Linked DNA regions of Homo sapiens: region 2 is linked to region 1. A link is an interaction called in ENCODE POLR2A ChIA-PET data of the cell type or tissue named here. Cell type or tissue: Panc1. All regions are shown on one strand. Each heading gives the region's core, and the rest is flanking DNA. Links, peaks and the distances in the headings are about the cores only.

The links. ChIA-PET counts read pairs that join two places held together with the same protein. Peaks named below come from ENCODE experiments on the same cell type or tissue, not always from the same donor. Only the 100,000 strongest peaks of a DNase experiment are listed, where the experiment ranks them.
Region 2: POLR2A ChIA-PET joins it to region 1 with 8 read pairs; 3 of 35 experiments call an interaction of 5 or more read pairs at or near these places.

The regions. Positions count from the first base shown.
Region 1 is chr15:67,523,030-67,527,029 of GRCh38, reverse strand. It overlaps C15orf61 (chromosome 15 open reading frame 61), which reads right to left. Exons shown (of 2, transcript NM_001143936.2): 2 at 1-612. The coding sequence ends at 485. Among named protein-coding and RNA genes, the nearest start is that of IQCH-AS1, 3.2 kb to the right of the region's middle. In Panc1, for the core only: no CTCF peak of the experiment used is centred there; no DNase peak of the experiment used is centred there; H3K4me3 peaks cover 66 bases; H3K27ac peaks cover 824 bases.
Region 2 is chr15:68,044,954-68,050,517 of GRCh38, reverse strand. No RefSeq gene overlaps it. Among named protein-coding and RNA genes, the nearest start is that of PIAS1, 6.6 kb to the left of the region's middle. RefSeq lists enhancers at 4,506-5,025, 5,026-5,546. In Panc1, for the core only: no CTCF peak of the experiment used is centred there; no DNase peak of the experiment used is centred there; H3K27ac peaks cover 1,682 bases.

The DNA of each region.
Region 1 (4,000 bases), core at 1-4,000:
CTGAATGGTTTAGACTTGAGATTACAATTAGATTCTCATCAATTTTGGATTTGCCAATGATGTAATATTTCCATCATACATCCTAATGTCTTCTACTTCTTTTTCCATTGTTACATAAAAGATTTTCCCCCCTTCTCTTTTGTGTGGGCATCTATATTTTCTCTTCAGAGTTGATTTAAATTGTTAATTAACTATAGAATCTATTACATTGTAATCATTTTTTATCTGTAGGTTAACCTAGTTCTAGGGAAAAAATGGTGTGAAGCTTCATGTGTTTGTAGTTCACATCAGCTAAACAGAGTATGTAATATATAACGATGTATAAAAAGCTTCACCTCTTGAGGGCAATGATTCATCTTAAAGAAGCAGATACTGTAGAAAGAAAAAAGTATTTGCAAAAGTTTTATTTTAAAGGATCAAAAATAAATACTGCACATATACACAGAGAAAATCCACTGATATTTATGTTCTTTGACGCACACTTTCAATACATGGCACCTTCATCTTCTTTATTGAGAAAATAAACTGTTATGGGTCCATAACTGGTATGCACAGTCTCTGTGACTCTGGCAAATAACCAGGAGCCAAGTCCATATAATAAAGTTGGAATACCTAGAAAACAAACGAATATGTATAAACATCAATGCTTATTAATCATGCAAGTTACTGATCACGTATAACACTCTTCAGCAATGTTAACAAATTACAATGTGATAAAATATAAAAATATTAATCAACATTGACTCTGATTATCTAAGAGCTCAATTTCATCAACGTGGCACATGATGGCAATCACGTGAGTCCAGAGGTTTTCATACTATAGACAAGGCGGGTATAAATGTTAATTCGAGTACTTCATAAATTCATTACCCTCAAATAATCATGAAGTAATGCTATATTCTTTTCATAAATAAGAAAATGGAGAAGAATACTCATTAATTTAGTTGTAGACGCTCCTGATTATTAGCCTTGAGCTAAAATTACTAAGTTAACACTACTGTTTGTTTGTTTGTTTGTGAGATGGAGTCTCACTCTGTTGGCAGGTTGGAGTGCAGTGGCGCGATCTCGGCTCGCTGCCACCTCCGCCTCCTGGGTTCAAGCGATTCTCCTGCCTCAGCCTCCTGAGTAGCTGGGACTACAGGCGCGCGCCACCACGCTCAGATAATTTTTGTACTTTTTTAGTAGAGATGGGGTTTCACCATGTTGGCCAGGATGGTCTCGATCTCTTGACCTTGTGATCCTGGGCCTAGGCCTCCGAAAGTGCTGGGATTACAGGTGTGAGCCACCGCGCCCGGCCAACATTACTGTTCTTTAAGTTAGTAGTAACACTAATGGTTGAAGTAATTTTTGTACAACTTAAAAGAAGCTCGGTCAAAGAGCTGTCTTTAAAATCTAAAGCAAAACCTAACTCCAAGTAAGATTTCAGTACAACAGGCATGAGAAAAAAAACTATTATTAGCATTTTTTCAATTGATCTGAAAACAACCTCATTTCAACCAATTTGAAATAGATATATAGTAGACTCCAACATGTGTTTCTTCTTTGGAATTGATAAGATTTTGCTGCTTTGAGATTAGTTGCCATTTGTGATACATGAAACTAAACACACTATCCAGAGATATGTATTAAGCACTCACATGCATATAAGACTGTTGGCACAAAACAAACTTTCACAATTCCTATCTTTTTAAAGGTACTTATTTAAAATTAATGACTACTAACATATTAAAAACATATGTAATAAAACCATAGGCACATGAATCAATAACAAATACTGTATGCTCTGGACAAGCATTAATTTTATGCTCTTATGTGGGAAATGGGCAGAAAGTGACACTTTAAAAGGATAGCTGTACATTTGGAAAATCACTTTCTTTCTAGTAATAAAGAACGCGGCTGGGCACTGTGGCTCACGCCTGTAATCCCAGCACTTTGGGAGGCCGAAGCAGGCGGATCACCTGAGGTTGGGAGTTCGAGACCAGCCTGACCAACATGGAGAAACCCCGTCTCTACAAAAAATACAAAATTAGCTGGGCGTGATGGCGCATGCCTATAATCCCAGCCACTCAGGAGGCTGAGGCAGGAGAATTGCTTGAGCCCAGGAGGCAGAGGTTGCACTGAGCCGAGATCACACCACTGCACTCCAGCCTGGCGACAGAGGGAGACTCCATCTCAAAAAAAAAAAAAAAAAACAAACAAAAAAGCAACACATGCTCTGGACTAATCATATTGCTAAATTTTGGTCTTATTTTTCTGCAAGAATATATTTGCTGTGTTAAGCTCTTTTTGAGTGTGTTTGCTGAACCACTTTGTGCTTACTCCCTGAAGCTTCATTCCAGCCACTGTGATGCCAGAGATTAATCAGGAGAAGCATCACATCACTAGCTGGTAATGAGAAGGGGAAAAAAATGCCCATTCAGGCTGGCATCTCTCTATTTTTAGGAATATACTGGGTCACAGTTTGTCACCATCACAGGGTTCCCTGGAACTCCCATGAAACCTTTTATAGTGTATCACCTTCTTTGCCCTGATAATGTCCAAAAGAATCTCTGAATACCTCAAGGGAATGTCATAAAAAAATCCACAAAAACTAGAATAATAAAGCTACTTATAAATCATTTAACCACAAAGAAAAAAAAAGGCAAGTGGCTCAGGGGTGGGAGGTAGAAAAAGAAGAATATGAACAAGCTAGGCAGAAATGAGAGTGAAGTATAGGGAGTAGTTGAAATAAAAAATAAATTTAAAATGCAATATCACAACTTCAAAGCTGAAAATCAATGGAGTGAGGAAGAAAAAAAATAGGCTCTAGAAGCAATTACTAATTTTCTAAGCATACTGAGACTAAAATACATAAAATAGGCCTCTTAAACCAAGGCTAAGTATATAAATTTAAGGAATACCTGGTGACACTGACAATTTTCTTTTATAGTATTTATCATAGTTTTCAGTTAACATATTGATTTAAAAAATTCATACTTTTGAAAAATCACAAATACAGAAATAAACGGTCAATATATTTTCAGCTAAAATCAAGGGCTGATCAAAGATTACTAGCTTAATAACTATATTATGTCTTATTAAAAAATAACCAGCAACCATTAGCAGTGATGCTGTTTGACAGGAGATGGAGTTATGATCTGAGTCAGAAATTCTGTATTTTTTTCCCCTTGCTGTCTGTTTATTTAATGCAGTCAGACTAATACTCAAAATGGGAAGGTTTGCCACCTATATAACTTATATATTACAAAATCTTTGTAGCACACATGCTTTGAAGTCTATAAGATTCTATGAAAAATTCAATTTTTTCTGAAAAATTAAATTTATATCTGAAACATGTAACATCAAAAGAACCTCCAAATCAGTTCTTTGCATAATAATTCACTTTGAGTCAGCTGAACAGTAGGTAAACCACTGTCAAATTAAGCACTTTAAAAAATTAGAATTCCTCAGTAAATCTCATTCATTCCAATGGTAAGTTGCTTTTCTTAAATCTCAATCTACTTCTCAGCAGGATACCTAGACTGGTAAACCATCAGTAAAATGTCAGCTTCCATTGAAGGGAAGACGGAGGAGAAAAGGAGCAAATGGGTAAACAGAAATCTTTATTATTTACAAAATGGAAAAATGAATTTGGAAGGGAAGAAGAGGAACAAAATCCTAAGTATAATATTAATAGGATATGTACTTTATCACCCAGAGAGACGATTGTACCTCACAGAATAGGAAAGGACCTATTATCTAATTCACATCCCCTCTACCTTCAGACAAAAATTAAAAATAAACGTTACCAGATGTGTTCACCACTTTAAAATATTTTTTAATTCCCTTTATCAGTATATCCCAATTTGTATTAAAGCATGCATGAGCAAAAAGTTGTCCTTTTTGCTTAACTTAGAACTCTTACTCCCATTTTAGCAGGATTTTTAGAATGTCCAAAAGACCATACAGACCATTAAATCACTCTCCCACATTAATAAACAAAACAAAACAAAAAACACTA
Region 2 (5,564 bases), core at 1-4,000, 520 kb before region 1:
TGAATATATATATTCATATATATGTATATATATGAATATATATGTATATATATATGAATATATATATATACGTATATATATATATGATATGGTTTGGGTCTGTGTCCCCAACCAAATGTCACCTTGAATTGTAATAATCCCCAAGTGTCAAGGGCAGGACTAGGTGGATATAATTGAATCGGCATCAATTCAATTGATAATGAATGAATGAAGGAACAGCACTGGCAGTGGGGTGGGAGGGAATTCCGCCATGCTGTGCTTGTAATAGTGAGTTCTCACGAGATCTGATGGTTTTATAAGGGGCTTCCCCCTTTGCTCGGCAACCATTCTCTCTCCTGCCACCCCGTGAAGAGGTACCTTCCACCATGATTGTAAGTTTCCTGAGGCATTCCCAGTCATGTGGAACTGTGAGTCAATTAAACCTCTTTTCTTTATAAATTACCCAGTCTCAGGTATGTCTTCATAGCAGGGTGAGAACAGATTAATACAATATGACATTGCAGTCAAAGCTTTGGTAATATAACCAATATTTCCAGTTGTATTTTGTTGAAGAGAAGAGCTTCTTATTGAACTTATGCAAATAACCATATTGTCATAAAAATAAGAATCTTCATGAATAGTTTCCAGATTTTGGAGGAATTAGGTAGGAAGGAAAAGCAAATCTTTGAATTTTTGGTTGCAAAAGTATGCCTTACCAAATTGCTGTAAGTTATCAGCAGCTTAAAAGAAAAAAAAAATTCCTTAAATATTGAAAAAGAAAACCTATTAAAAGAGAGCCAGCAAGGTTTCGAATTTTATTTATTTTTCTTTTTTCTTTTTCTTTCTTTTTTTTTTTTTGAGACACAGTCTTGTTCTTTTACCCAGGCTGGAGTGCAGTGGCACAATCTTGGCTCACTGCAACCTCCACCTCCAGGGTTCAAGTGATTCTCTTGCCTCAGCCTCCTAAGTAGCTGGGATTACAGGTGTCCACCACCATGCCCAGCTAATTTTTGTATATTTTGTAGAGACAGGGTTTCATCATTTTGCCCAGGCTGGTCTTGAACTCCTGAGCTCAAGCGATCCACCCACCTTGGCCTCCCAAAGTGCAGGGATTACAAGTGTAAGCCACCATAACTGGCCTCAAATTTTAAAAGCTGTAAAGACATCCTGATTTCTCTTTCATTCACCTCTCAAATGAATCCATCAGCCGGTCCAACTGACTCTAAATCAAAGCCCAAGCCAGTTCATTTCACTGCATCTCCACTACCATCATCCACTGATGCTTATTTTTGGACCCATTCCAAGCTGCCATAGTCTCAAAACTGCTGGTAAAACTGCCTAACTCAAAGGGCCACGTTATGACTTCCATGGCCCTAGGCACTTTTGCTTTCTTGGTTTCTATGCTACAGTAAATGTATATACAGTTGACGCTTGAACAACACGAGTTTGAACTGCGCAGATCCACTCGTAGGTGGCTTTTTTCCCTGCCTGTGACACCTCTGAAACAGCAAGACCAACCCCTGGTCTTTCTCCTCCATCTCAGCCTACTCAATGTGAAGACAAGGATGAAGATCTTTATAATGATCCACATCTGCTTAATGAACAATCTTCCGTATGACTTTTGTAATCACATTTTCTTTTCTCTAGCTTACTCTAAGAATGCAATACATAACACATATAATATACAATGTATGTACTAATTGTTTATGTTATTGGTAAGGCTTCTTGTCAACAGTAAGCTATTAATAATTAAGTTTTTGGGGAGTGAAAGTTATGCGTAAATTTTCTATTGTGTGAAGGGTCAGCTCCCCTAATCCCCTGGTTGTGCAAAGATCAACTGTATTTGGGCTTTGTCCCTCGTTCCTGAGACAGAGCTCCTAAAACACATGGAATTTTCTAACAGGAGTATCTTTTGTTTTTCATAACAAGCCTCTTTCAATCACACCTAATGAGGTGACATGGAGTGGGGCCCCTAGATGGCTTCAGGATGGGTGCTGATCCCCACAAAATTAGAAGGGGGCTGGGTATGGTGGCTCACACCTGTAATCCCAGTACTTTGGGAGGCCAAGGTGGGAGGATCGCTTGAGCACAGGAAGTCAGGGCTGCAGTAGGCTGTGTTCACACCATTGAACACCAGGCTGGGTAACAGAGAGAGACCTCCTCCTTCCACCCCCAAAATAATTGAAAAGTGGGAACTTTCAGCCTCACCCCATGCCCTACCTCCAGGGAGAAGAAGGGGCTGGTGATTGAGTTATAAATTCTTCAACAAGAGATAGAAGAGGTTCTGCACTGGCAAACACACGAGAGTACTGTGGGGAAGAGCAACAGGGCACGGAAGCTCTGCATAGTCCCCCTTTACATTGCCCTGTGCATCTCTTCCATTCAGTTATTTGAGTGGCATCCTTCATAATAAACTAGTAAATGTAAGAAACACATTTTCCTCAGTTCTGTGAGTCATTCTAGTGAATTATTCACCATGAGGAAGGAATTATAGGAAGCCTTGACTTCACAGCTGGTCAGTCGGAGTGCAGGTGGCCTAAGGAACTTGTGACTGGTGTCTGAAGGAGGGTATCCTTGTGGGACTGAGCCATTAATTTGTGGGATCTGAACTAACTCCTGGAGTTGACGTCAGAATTGAAATGACTTGTAGGCCACCCAGTTGCTGACAGAGAATTGAAGAATTGGTGTGGAAAGTCACCATGTATTTAGTGTCAGGAAGAACATCAGAGGTACATTCTTCTATTAAAAAATTTAATTATATTTGCTCTTTTTGTTTCTTTGTTTTTTGTTGAGACAGAGTCTCACTCTGTCGTCCAGGCTGGAGTGCAGTGGTGCCATCTCGGCTCACTGCAACTGCGTCCCCTGGGTTCAAGCAATTCTCCTACCTCAGCCTCCCTAGTAGCTGTGATTATAGGTGTGCACTACCACGCCTGGCTAATTTTTGTATTTTTAGTAGAGACAGGGTCTTGCCATCCCCGGCCCCACCTTCTAATTTTGTGGGGACCAGCACCCATCCTAAAGCCATTTAGGGGCCCCACTCCATGTCACCTCATTAGGTGTGATTGAAAGAGGCTTGTTATGAAAAGAGGCTTGTTATGTCTCAAACTCCTGACCTCAAGTGATCTGCCCGCCTCGGCCTCCCAAAGTGCTGGGATTACAGGCGTGAGCCACCACATCCTGCCAAAAAAAAAACTATATTTCTTTTTTTTCTTTTGAGACAGAGTTTCACTCTTGTTGCCCAAGCTGGAGTGCAATGGCACAATCTCGGCTCACTGCAACCTCTGCCTCCCAGGTTCAAATGATTCTCCTGCCTCAGCCTCCCAAGTAGCTGGGATTACAGGCACGCACCACCACACCCAGCTAATTTTTTGTATTTTTAGTAGAAACAGGGTTTCACCATGTTAGCCAGGCTGGTCTCGAACTCCTGACCTCAGGTGATCCGCCTGCCTCAGCTTCCCAAAGTGCTGAGATTACAGGCGTGAGCCACTGTGCTTGGCCTATATTTCACTTTTTTTTTAAAGAGAGGGTCTCCATATGTTGCCCAGGCTGGTCTAGACCTCCTGACCTCAAGTGATCCTCCCACCTCAGCTTCCCAATAGCTGGGATTATAGGCACAGGCCACCAAGCCCAAAAAATTATGTTTTAAAACTGTGTTGCTATAAATACAAATGTAATCCCAACTGATTATGTTAGTGGATCTTTGGGGTGTTGGTTTTTGGCTGGAAACCTCTGTGGCCAGTGGCACCTTTGTCCAAGTTTTGCTCAGGCCCGCTGGGCTCACTCTGCCCACTTGGCTTTGCAGGCTGCGCTCGGCTCACACTACCAACCAGGATCCCTCCCCTGCCGAGGGAGACTGCATGAAGTGGTGAGGGGTGAGGGGTGAGGGGTGTGTGAGTGAGCATGGAGTCCAACTGTGCAGTCAGACATGCCGGCTGCCTCAGCAGGGTGAGCAATTCTAGGTGCCAGCTTGCACGCTGGCTCTCTGCAAGGCTGCAGCTGGACCAGGCACATGCAAGCAGCTTCCATTCCTGGCACCAGGGAACATGGTGGTGCCTGGAAGCTTGGAGACACCAGGAACCGAAGGGCTCCAAGGAGGGAGTGACAGCCCTGGCTTGAAGAGCTCCCAGGTCTGAGCTCCCCGAAGGGCCACAGCTCTTCTTTCCTCCTCTTCGCCTGCAAGGTGGCGAGATGGGGATGGCTCCTCTCTGCTAGGCAAGTCATCCCAACAAGTGTTGAGTTCTAGAAGCAAAGAGGGTAGCTCCTTCTGCAGCTAGCCATCCTGACAAGTGTTCAGCTATCAGCAGAGAGGGTAGCTCCTCTCTGCAGCTGGACGTCTCATCATCTGCAGTGCTCTGGCTGAGCCCAGGGCTTTTATGGGCCTCAGATGGGAGGAAGTGCTGCCAATTGGTCTGTGGGCGGCCATGGGAGGGCCTGGAAAAGGCACCACAAGTTCCCACTCCAGTCAGCAGTACTAGCAGCCTGGCCTGAAGGTGGGGCTTCACCAGTAACCTGTCCTCTTCCACCCAGGAGCCGATCTGCCTCCTGCCACCATCCATGGTGCCCAGGCTGCTTGTGCAAAAGGGCACCTGTAGGCCAGTGCTGGGTTGCCCTCAGGCGCCCCTCGGCTTCCCCCCAGAGCTCCTTGGGGCCCAAATTCCGGAAAGGACCAAGACAGCAGGGGGCTGGTGTGTCAGCTCTGCTCCAAGTGTGCACACACCTGGCCAGACTGTAACAGTGCCTGGGCTCAGCCCCAACCCTGCTCTGAGATTGGAGCAGGCACCAGGGGCAGGGAGAGGCCAGGCAGCAGGAGCAGACACCCCCCAAGCCTGAGGGGGGAGGGGGACTTTCCCAGGACCCCAAGGGTGCAGACTGCAGAGATGCCCAGGTCCTGTGCCTGGGAGGGTAGGACTCCCGCCTGCCTACTCTGTGGAGCAGCATGCAGGCAGCCCTGGCCATGCCTCCTTGCAGCTCCAGGTCCTTACTGGGCCCCTCTCTGCCCACCCCTCTGTGCCCAACCATGCTGCTCCCTGCTGGCAGGTGGCTCAGCTCAGCCCCATTGCAGTGGCACCCAACGTGGCAGGCTTGGCGGGGGGGCTCTCGCTTACCCTGGCTCCTGCTGGCTCTGTGGAGCACAGCATTACTCCAGCCCAGCTCTGCCTCCTCCTGGCACCCTCCCCACAGCAGCTGACCTGATGACAGCGACCGCCGTGGACAGCCCGCTGCTGCCATCAATTGCACTTAATTTGTTCTTATTATTTGAAAAGATTTAAAGCATTTTCATGGGACCCTAAGATTATTGTGGCCTTCAGCCAATACAAAAAAAAAAATGAAAAAACTCAAAATGAATCATAGACCTGAATTTAAAAATTAAAATTAAAAAATTATTAGATGAAAATCCCTATGTTATTGAGTTAGACATAGTCTTCTTAGATATGGATCACACACTTAGATATGAATACCAACATGCATGTTGGTAGGAAAGGTACAGCCACTATGGAAAATAGTTTGGTACTTCCTTTGAAAACAAGATGTACTTATTGTACAACTCAGCATTTGCACCCTTAGACAGAGAAATGACATTTTCA